Linked DNA regions of Mus musculus: region 1 is linked to region 2. Evidence: chromatin loops called from intact Hi-C (ENCODE). Cell type or tissue: gastrocnemius. All regions are shown on one strand. Links, peaks and the distances in the headings refer to the core of each region. The heading gives the core; the rest is flanking DNA.

The links. Hi-C counts contacts between places; a loop is a spot of excess contacts. Peaks named below come from ENCODE experiments on the same cell type or tissue, not always from the same donor. Only the 100,000 strongest peaks of a DNase experiment are listed, where the experiment ranks them.
Region 1: it touches region 2 in a loop (5-fold over the local background); 16 of 42 quality-filtered maps call a loop at or near these places.

Annotation. Positions count from the first base shown.
Region 1 is chrX:72,010,465-72,015,848 of GRCm38, reverse strand. No RefSeq gene overlaps it. Among named protein-coding and RNA genes, the nearest start is that of Cnga2, 21 kb to the right of the region's middle. In gastrocnemius, for the core only: a CTCF peak has its summit at 2,886 (motif pointing left); a DNase peak (open chromatin) is centred at 2,870; H3K4me3 peaks cover 371 bases; H3K27ac peaks cover 1,337 bases.
Region 2 is chrX:72,816,513-72,821,838 of GRCm38, reverse strand. No RefSeq gene overlaps it. Among named protein-coding and RNA genes, the nearest start is that of Gabrq, 6.0 kb to the left of the region's middle. In gastrocnemius, for the core only: a CTCF peak has its summit at 2,075 (motif pointing right); a DNase peak (open chromatin) is centred at 2,081.

The sequences.
Region 1 (5,384 bases), core at 253-5,252, 810 kb after region 2:
TTTTGCTGAAAGGACCCTGATATAGCTGTCTCTTGTGAGACTAGGCTGGGGCCTAGCAAACACAGAAGTGGATTCTCACAGTCAGCTATTGGATAGAACACAGGGCCCCCAATGGAGGAGCTAGAGAAAGTACCCAAGGAGCTAAAGGGATCTGCAACCCTATAGATGGAACAACATTATGAACTAACCAGTACCCCCCGGAGCTCGTGTCTCTAGCTGCATATGTATCAGAAGATGGCCTAGTCGGCCATAAGGGGAAAGAGAGGCCCATTGGTCTTGTAAACTTTATACGCCTAAGTACAAGGGAACGCCAGGGCCAAGAAGTGGGAGTGTTTGTGGTGAGAGTTGGAGAGAGGGCATGGGGGACTTTTGGGATAGCATTGGAAATGTAAATGAAGAAAATACCTAATTAAAAAAGGGGGGGGGAGAAACTCTCAGAAATCTTTCCTTAAAGAAGAAAAGGAAAGAAAGCCAACAATACCCATGAGCACTAGTAAGAGGAATGTACATCTACTTCCAAGAGATAAAAGGAGGATTCAGGGAGAATGTGACTTTAAGAGGTGACAGAAAAGAAAGAGAAGAATATTTCAGGGAAAGATTGGAGGCAAGAAATAGGAAGCTGTAATCATCAGAGAAATGCAAATCAAAATAACCCTGAGATTCCATCTCACACCAGTCAGAATGGCTAAGATCAAAAATTCAGGTTACAGCAGATGCTGGCGAGGATGTGGAGAAAGAGGAACACTCCTCCATTGTTGGTGGGATTGCAAGCTTGTACAACCAGTCTGGAAATCAGTCTGGCATTTACTCAGAAAATTGGACATAGTACTACCGGAGGATCCCGCAATACCTCTCCTGGGCATATATCCAGAAGATGTCCCAACCAGTAAGAAGGACACATGATCTACTATGTTCATAGAAGCCTTATTTATAATAACCAGAACCTGGAAAGAACCCAGATGTCCCTCAACAGAGGAACGGATACAAAAAATGTGGTACATTTACCAATGGAGTACTACTTAGTTATTAAAAGGAATGAATTTATGAAATTCCTAGGCAAATGGATGGACCTGGAGGGCATCATCCTGAGTGAGGTAACCCAATCACAAAAGAACTCAAATGATATGTACTCACTGATAAGTGGATATTAGCCCAGAAACTTAGTATACCTGAGATATAAGATACAATTTGCAAAACACATGAAACTGAAGAAGAACAAAGACCAAAGTGTGGACACTTTGCCCCTTCTTAGAATTGGAAACAATCACCCATGGAAGGAGTTACAGAGACAAAGTTTGGAGCTGAGACAAAAGGATGGACCATCTAGAGACTGCCATATCCAGAGATCCATCCCATAATCAGCCTCCAAACGCTGACACCATTACATACACTAGCAAGATTTTGCTGAAATGACCCTGATATAGCTGTCTCTTGTTAGACTAGGCCAGGCCTAGCAAACACAGAAGTGGATGCTCACAGTCAGCTATTGGATGGATCACAGGGCCCCCAATGGAGGAGCTAGAGAAAGTATCCAAGGAGCTAAAGTGATCTGCAACCCTGTAGGTGCAACACCATTATGAACTAACCAGTACTCCCCCCCCCCCCGGAGCTCTTGACTCTAGCTGCATATGTATCAAAAGATGGCCTAGTCGGCCATCACTGGAAAGAGAGGCCCATTGGACACGCAAATTTTATATGCCCCAGTACAGGGAAACGCCAGTGCCAAAAAGTGGGAATGGGTGGGTAGGGAAGTGGGGGGGGTGGTATGGGGGACTTTTGGGATAGCATTGGAAATGTAATTGAGGAAAATATGTAATTAAAAAATATTTAAAAAAAAGAAATAAGAAGCTGAATTTCTTATAAAACAGTTCTGGGATAGGTAATGGAATGTCCATGAGTTATGTTTGGATAAGTATACCCAGGACTAAGAACAGGCAGGGAAATGAGGCTGAGGGTGTAGGGTCTAACTCAATGGAGAGAGCAAAAGAAGGCACTGCCTTAAGACTACTAGCATTTCCATTTAGAGAACACTAACATTCCAATGGCTGCTATAGATGCTGCAGATGTAGTAGGAAAACAACAAAATACCTATCTTGGGTTGCTGATATGAAGATTGTGCTAAGTACTTAAAAGGAAAGTCAAATAAGGTGGCAATACAGAGTAGCATGGAATCTTTTCAGAGTTGATCTCCAAAGGAGATCTAAAGACAAAAGAGCCAGTCTTGACAAGATCTCTGGGACACACACACACACACACACACACACACACACACACTGAGAGACAGAGTCAGATCAAGTGTGAGGCTATAGAGGAGAAGGACACTTAGTGTATGTGAGAAATCAAAAGGAGACTAGAAGCCTGGGGTGGAAATAAGAAGGTTGTTAAAAGGATTCAGCAGGGTCAGAGATCCTAGCAGGGCCATATCTTTTAGGATGATGGAACTGGAGCCATGAGTTTGAGTTTTATCATCAGAATAATAGAAACCCACTGGGATATTTTAAGTAAAGTGACAGAATATAATTTTCTTATAAATAATGGACTATGAAGGACAAGGTCGGAAGCCACACATCTCTTTAGTCGTGACTGAAGCTATCCAGCAGAGACCTGATATTAGCTTAGGCTAGGACAAGTGGAGTAGAAGTTGTAGAGGTCCTGGAAAAGAGACTTCACCAACAGCCATGTGAAGCCCTAAAGGTGTCACCTAACTGCTGAAGTAGGCCTGGTTGGTGTGTGTTATGGGCCTATGTGTGGTGTGTATGTGTGTCTGTTTGTGTCTCTGTGTGTGTGCTGTAAAGGGGGCATCTGTATGTGTGTGTGCTATAAAGGGGCTGTAAAACACAATAACCCGTCCCATTTTCCTGATGTCAGTTCGCCCTCTGGTGGTTGGGTTCCTTTTCTGTGCCCTGAGGACTTCCTTGTTATTGGACAAAACAGTGGGGAGATCCCTCTACATTGATCTCCCTCCAAAAAAGGATGTGACAAGTGTCCCATCTTTCAGCTTCAAGCTATGAAACAGATCGATTAATGCTGCTGATTAAGTCTGCCTGATCCAGGATGGGAGTGGCAGTCTGTAAGAGAAGCTGTGACCAACAAGGGTCAGACAGAAAGGGAAGAAAAAGTGAGGGACAGCAGGGGCTTTTGTTTTCTATAGGTCACCAATACAAAAGAAAATTGATGGTCATGCACAAGTGGGGCAAATTATCTTCGGTGGATATTTTCAGAAGAAAATAAAACCATTCCAATTTAAACATTTGTAAACTAAGAGCAGAGAACATCATGTTGTACTGAATAAACATAGCACACAATGGAAAATGTATTTCAGCTCTTTCACTACAGCCAGTTACAGAAAGAGGCGGGGGTGGCGGCCAGCAACAAGCAGCAGAGAGTCACGATCTTGCTGAGAGAACAGAGGAAAGGGGGTGGATGGGGCTTGGTCAGAAATAGACACTGTCTGACTAGGCTGACGTCCAAAGGCTCACCGGATGTCTGTGCCATGTCCCAAACAGACTCACAAAAACAAGACACAAACACACACGCGTGCACACGCACACGTGTGCACACACACACACACACACACACACACACACACCTCACACTCAAGATTAAGGGAACATAGATGTTTAATGCACAGAAAAATGTTGTGGAAGATGAAATACAAGGATGTCTGGGAAAAGGGAAGCTGAGCATTAAAGTCTGTGTTTTTAAACCTAGAGAGCCCTGCTTTGTCAAAGCAAGCAAGCAGCTCCAGGGCTTGGCTGAAGGTAAACCAGACTCCATAGAGAAACTACCACTTTCTTGCTGATAGGAAGGTAAGCATTTTCAATATAACCAGCCACCTGTTTCTGGCACTAGTGTTCTTCTAAGCATGCAAGAATAATGTCTTGTGCAGGTTCCAGGGTTTGTAAAAACATTAATTCAGTGCAGCCTTAGCAACAAGCATTATGGCAAGCAGCTGTCCAGGGCTTTAGATACAGGGGCTTCTCTCCCTGTTGGCTGGGCCTCTCTTAAGCTGAAGGGCTTACAGTCTTCTTTCCAGCATAATAGCACAACAGAGAAGCCAAGTACATACAAAGCAGTGACCCATCACCAGTGCTAACTCCCTACTGTTTACCACCTTAAGCCCAAGACTTGAGTCTGTATGATGTTACAGATCCCTCTAGGTGAAACTTCCTCTCGCTAAGGTTTTTTACTGTAAGCCAGGGGATGAGAAAAGAAACTACATTGAATTTAAAAGAAGCACAATTAAAAGAATTTAAAAACCATGCGTTGAAAGATACAGTCAAGGGAGTGAAAAGGCAAGTTGAGAGACAGGAAATATATTTGCAAATGTGGTAAAGATATTTATAATACATAAATAGCACTTGCAATCTGATGACTTGAAAGTGGCCAAAGAATTTGAAAAGATATTTTTCCAAAGAAGACATACAAATGGCCAACAAACATGTGAAAATGCACAGATTTATAACTCATAAGAGAAAGGCAAGTCAAAACCAAAATAAAGAACTGTCTCACACCCAAGAGGAGGGCTCATATCCAAAACCTGAAAGTAAATGTTGGCAAGGATATGGAAAAAATTAAAATTGAACAAAACAGTGTGGCAGTTCCTAAAAATAAAAGAAACCATAGGACCCAACAATTCCACTTCAAGAAATGTGTGTCTCCCAAAGAACTAAAAACAGGATCCCAGGATATTTGCATATCCATGTTTATAGCAGTATTTCAATAGCCAAATCATAGGCAGAAACTGAATACTCCTCAGTTGCTGGCTGAATGAGTAAAGTGTGTCATATCCATACACTGAAATATTGTTTGGCCTTTAAAAAGGAAAGGAAATATAGCATGTGATGCAACATGGAAGCATTTTAATAATACTGTGTGAAGTAAGCTGACACAGAATGAATGCTACAGGATCCCATTTATATGATATTCCTATGGCAGCCACATTTGTAGAAAATCCAGTTCCCATTGTCATGAACTGGGTGGGTGGAATAGGGAGTTATTTAATAGATACTGGGTTTCTCAATATGAGAAAGGTTTGATGATTTTATACAATGTTTCAGATGATAAATTTCACATATGATTTTCCTATGGGAAGTGGATGAGTGAGTAATAGCGTGCCTAAACAGGAAGTGGGTCAGTATTTTTCTATGGATGTGACTGCTTGCAGGTGGAAGCATATGATTTTATGTCACTTGTATTCCTTCTTTCCCATATTCATTCACTTGAACATTCCCTTACTCTCTAGACAAAGAAACACTGAATGCCTCCTCTGTGGAAGACATGTCACCAAAGCTACAGCTAAAACAGTGAAGGAGACTGCCTCGACCTTACCTTTGTAAAGCCCACAGTCTGGAAGGGCAACCAAGTCTATCAAAACTGGACAC
Region 2 (5,326 bases), core at 1-5,000:
TGTTATACACGCCCTTAATCTCAGTATTTGGGGAAATTAACCAGGCCTATCTGTAGAAGTTTCATACCACTGTGGTTTAGATAGTGGGATTTTTTTCAAAGCCAGTTTAGGTATTCATTATTTATTGCTAGATTATATGCTCATTAAATAAAAGGAGAAAATAGTTACTGTAAAAAAATTCTGTTTGATGATTGCTCTTTACTGTTTGCTGGATTGCTGGATTGCTGGATTGCTGGATTGCTGGATTGCTGGATTGCTGGATTGCTGGATTGCTGGATTGCTGGTTGGAGATATTCTGATGACAAAGATGGGACTTTCCCACAAGGAACTCAATGCCTGTAATCAGCAGGAATCAGTCTAAAGAAGTCTACATCTCCTTTCCTCTCTAACTATCTTTCTTGCCTATCTATTGTTGGAGCAGAAGTATGGAAGGAATTGGGGTGGAGAAGGGTAGTATATATAAGAGCCAACTAAAGTAGCCAAAAATTATATTTACACATTATAGTATAAATGCTAAAAACTAGAGGCAAGGAAATACAATTAGAATTAGAATTGTCTACTGAGAAATAGAAGGCTATTGTTTTATAGATGTGTGCTTCTCTTTCCATTGGCCACAAAAGAGGAGACTGTGTGTGTGAAATATTACTTGTAGTTCAGCTCTAAGGCTGGAAAAAGTACTTCATTTAAGCAAAAGAATGACCAAATGAGTAGTTTTAAAAGTCAAAATTAAAATGAAATTTACTTTTCTTTTTCTTTGTGTATGTTAGCTGTACATAGTACTGGATGACATGAAAGCACATTCATACAAGTATATAATATGTTTTTATTAAGTGCCACACCATACCCTTTTTCTCTTTCTGTTTTTCCCCTCCCTTTGGTTCCCTTTAGGTCTTTGCAGAAAAATTATCCTTCTGCTTCCCACTCCCTCAACATTTGCTCTGTTTCTATTAAATGAGCAGCTCTATAGTTGGGGTGTCTTCTTCCCTCTATCACTCACTGGGCTATGTAACTTTTCTGTGCTGCAATGAAGTTCCTGTACACATACAGGCAAACAGGCTAGATTTGGGGAGAGTGAGCCCTCTTCTCATCACTAGAGACTGACTGAAAAAAAAATACCCTCCAATCAGCCATGGATGGAAGCTAAAATTCTCTTTCATATGGGAAGTCACTCTGAGTTTCTTTCTTTCTTCCTTTCTTTCTTTCTTTCTTTCTTTCTTTCTTTCTTTCTTTCTTTCTTTCCTTCTTTCCTTCCTTCCTTCCTTCCTTCTTCCTTCCTTCCTTCCTTCCTTCCTTCCTTCCTTCCTTCCTTTCTTTCTTTCTTTTCTTTTCTTTCTCTCTTTCTGCTCAAAGTACCTCATGTATTGCTTTGATTTGAGCAATGCTCTCATATGCCTCGACAGAAAATCCTTTCTGCAAGAGTGGGTAACGGAATAGTAGGCGATCAGAATGCTGTCTGAAGATGTAAACTACCCTTCATTGTAGCAAGTGGTAAGTAGTCAACAATTTCACCAAGTGTTACAAAGGAAGAGGGTTCTGAATTTCTGATTTCGAGTGTCCACATTTTCTCTTCATTTTGCTGGGCCTTGATTGTTTATGTCCTCCTTTAGCATGTTCTAATTGTATCTCCTTTTCTTACAGTGAAGTGCAAGAGTATAGAGGATGTTCTAAGTATGGGCCGTGACACCCCCTTCCTCTCTGGGGTCACATATCAGATATTTACATTACAGTTTATAACAGTAGGAAAATTACAGTTATGAATTAGCAATGAAATAAATTTGTGGTTGCAACTCATTACAGCACTAGGATGGTGGAGAACTACTGCATTAGGGGACAGAATATATATATTGCACTAAAAGTGCATTTGACCACAAACCTGAAGGTATAGATTAAAGCTCAAGAGCTAATCCAGAGAACTGTGTTTTAGCCTTTCATCTGAAATATGAGGATGGTAACCATACCTACTCATCTATGCCTGTAACAAGCCAGACAGAAGGAAGCCTTGTTCAAACTCTAGCTCTGGAGCGCCATCTCTTTTTATGGTTTCATCTGGAAGGGCTACAGCTAGTACCGCATCTAGCCACGAGAGGGCACCAACGCTCTTGGTCTGGTGGCAGAATGAGCCTTTCTGTTTAATTGTTATCTGAAACCAAAGCCAGGCTGATATTTAGGAAAAGAACACCCTCAAAATCTCAGTGAAACTGATGGAGATAAACGTCCATAAAGGAGGGAATGTTAACCAGCACATGGACAGGCTTCTATTTCTTTCTTTTCTGTTTATGTACTGTTAAGGTTGGGTCCATTTTATTTTCAATTTTGTCTTTATTGAAATTAGTTTTCTTCCCCCCTACACTACATCCTGGTTTCCCCCCTTAACTCCACCCAGATCTTCCCCACCTCCCACCCACACAAATCCATACCCTCCTTTTTTTTTTCATTAGAAAACAAACAGGCAACCAAAACAGCATAGGACAAAAACAAACAACAGAAAAAAAGCCAAAGAAAACGCATAAGAGACACATACAGATGCAGACACACACACTTGCACACATAGAAATCTCATAAAAAATACAAGATATAAAACTATAATATACAAGCAAAATACCTGTAGATTAAAAAAAAACAAAAAACAACCACCCCCCAAAACCCAAAGCATTATGAAACAACAACAACAAAAATCTCTAAAACAACCACTGAGTTAATTTCATACTGTTGGATATGAGGCCTGCTCTTGTTTTTTGTTTGTTTGTTTTTTGTTTTTCGAGGAGTCCTGCTCTTAAGTGTGGTTTGTATACCCAGTGAGACTCTGTTGGTGAAAACAAATTTTCCCTTTTTGAGCTGTTTTCAACTGGAGCGCCATCTCTTTTTATAGTTTCATCTGGAAGGGCTACAGCCCTTCTGGGTTAGGGATGGGACTGCATCCATCTCCTCTCTGAGCACTGGGACCCCATCTGGCATAGTCTTGTGAAGGCCCTTTGCATGCTGTCACAGTTCCTGTGAATGTGTTTTAATTGAAAAGCAATAGTTATATGCTCAAAACAGAGAAATTAATTTATTGATCACTTCAAACTGTTTTTCCTGTGTCACATATACTTAAAATACCCTCTTCTAGCTGCTTTTAAATATGCACTCAGTTCCTAATGAAACTCCAAAGTTTCTGCAAGGCAAAAGACACCGTCAATAAGACAAAAAGACCACCAACAGATTGGGAAAGGATCTTTACCTATCCTAAATCAGATAGGGGACTAATATCCAACATATATAAAGAACTCAAGAAGGTGGACTTCAGAAAATCAAATAACCCCATTAAAAAATGGGGCTCAGAACTGAACAAAGAATTCTCACCTGAGGAATACCGAATGGCAGAGAAGCACCTGAAAAAATGCTCAACATCCTTAATCATCAGGGAAATGCAAATCAAAACAACCCTGAGATTCCACCTCACACCAGTCAGAATGGCTAAGATCAAAAATTCAGGTGACAGCAGATGCTGGCGTGGATGTGGAGAAAGAGGAACACTCCTCCATTGTTGGTGGGATTGCAGGCTTGTACAACCACTATGGAAATCAGTCTGGCGGTTCCTCAGAAAACTGGATATAGTACTACCGGAGGATCCAGCAATACCTCTCCTGGGCATATATCCAGAAGATGCCCCAACTGGTAAGAAGGACACATGCTCCACTATGTTCATAGCAGCCCTATTTATAATAGCCAGAAGCTGGAAAGAACCCAGATGCCCCTCAACAGAGGAATGGATACAGAAAATGTGGTACATCTACACAATGGAGTACTACTCAGCTATTAAAAAGAATGAATTTATGAAATTCCTAGCCAAATGGATGGACCTGGAGGGCATCATCCTGAGTGAGGTAACACATTCACAAAGGAACTCACACAATATGTACTCACTGATAAGTGGATATTAGCCCAAAACCTAAGATACCCAAGATATAAGATACAATTTCCTAAACACATGAAACTCAAGAAAAATGAAGACTGAAGTGTGAACACTATGCCCCTCCTTAGAAGTGGGAACAAAACACCCTTGGAAGGAGTTACAGAGACAAAGTTTGGAGCTGAGATAAAAGGATGGACCATGTAGACACTACCATATCCGGGGATCCATCCCATAATCAGCTTCCAAATGCTGACACCATTGCATACACTAGCAAGATTATGCTGAAAGGACCCTGATATAGCTGTCTCTTGTCAGAGTATGCCTGGGCCTAGCAAATATAGAAGTGGATGCTCACAGTCGGCTATTGGATGGATCACAGGGCCCCCAATGAAGGAGCTTGAGAAAGTACCAAAGAAGCTAAAGGGATCTGCAACCCTATAGGTGGAACAACATTATGAACTAACCAGTACCCCGGAGCTCTTGACTCTAGCTGCATATGCATCAAAAGATGGCCTAGTCGGCCACCACTGGAAAGAGAGGCCCATTGGACACGCAAACTTTATATGCCCCAGTACAGGGGAACGCCAGGGCCATAAAAGGGGAGTGGGTGGTTAGGGGAGAGGGGGTGGGTGGCTATGGGGGACTTTTGGTATAGCATTGCAAATGTAAATGAGCGAAATACCTAATAAAAAATGGAAAAAAAATATGCACTCAGTTAATAGTCATGCTATTGTGCTATAGAGACTAGAACTCATTCCTCCTATCAAATATATGAGAAGTAGACCCTGACCTAGTGGAAGAGTGAAGAGATGGAGATTAGGGCAGGGAGTGAGACCCACACTTTTGAATGAGCGTACTTGATTAGTCAGTCCATGGATGATTATTTTTAAACGTGTCAGTTTCAGCACTAGTTAATTCAATGTTTGCATTAAGGAACATGCTTTCTAAAGTAATTCAATAACTTGGGAGCCATTTCCAATTGTCATTTAGAAGGCTATTGTATTATAGATGTTCACCTCTCTTTCTATTGGCCACAAAAGAGGAGACTATTGTCCATGGGCATGAAATATTGCTTGAAGTACTAGCTCTAAGGCTGGTAAAATGTGGTGACAACTAGTAAAGCTGAGAGGTCATAGCCAAATGGGTGCTGGGAATCAAACCCAGGCCCTCTAGAAGTTCTCTTAATCATTGAGAATCATTGAGCCATCTCTCTGCCCCCCTTTTAGCAAATACTGAGTTACATTCTCACAATGTGTAAGGGTTTCTGTTTCTCTATTTGTTATCCCTCTGGCCAAAGCTGGAACCAGCTAAATACTGAACTGATTATACACACACACACACACACACACACACACACACACACACACACACACACATATGCATGCATGCTCAGGCAGGCTCTGATTGGCTTGGCGTGTCTATGTAAATGAG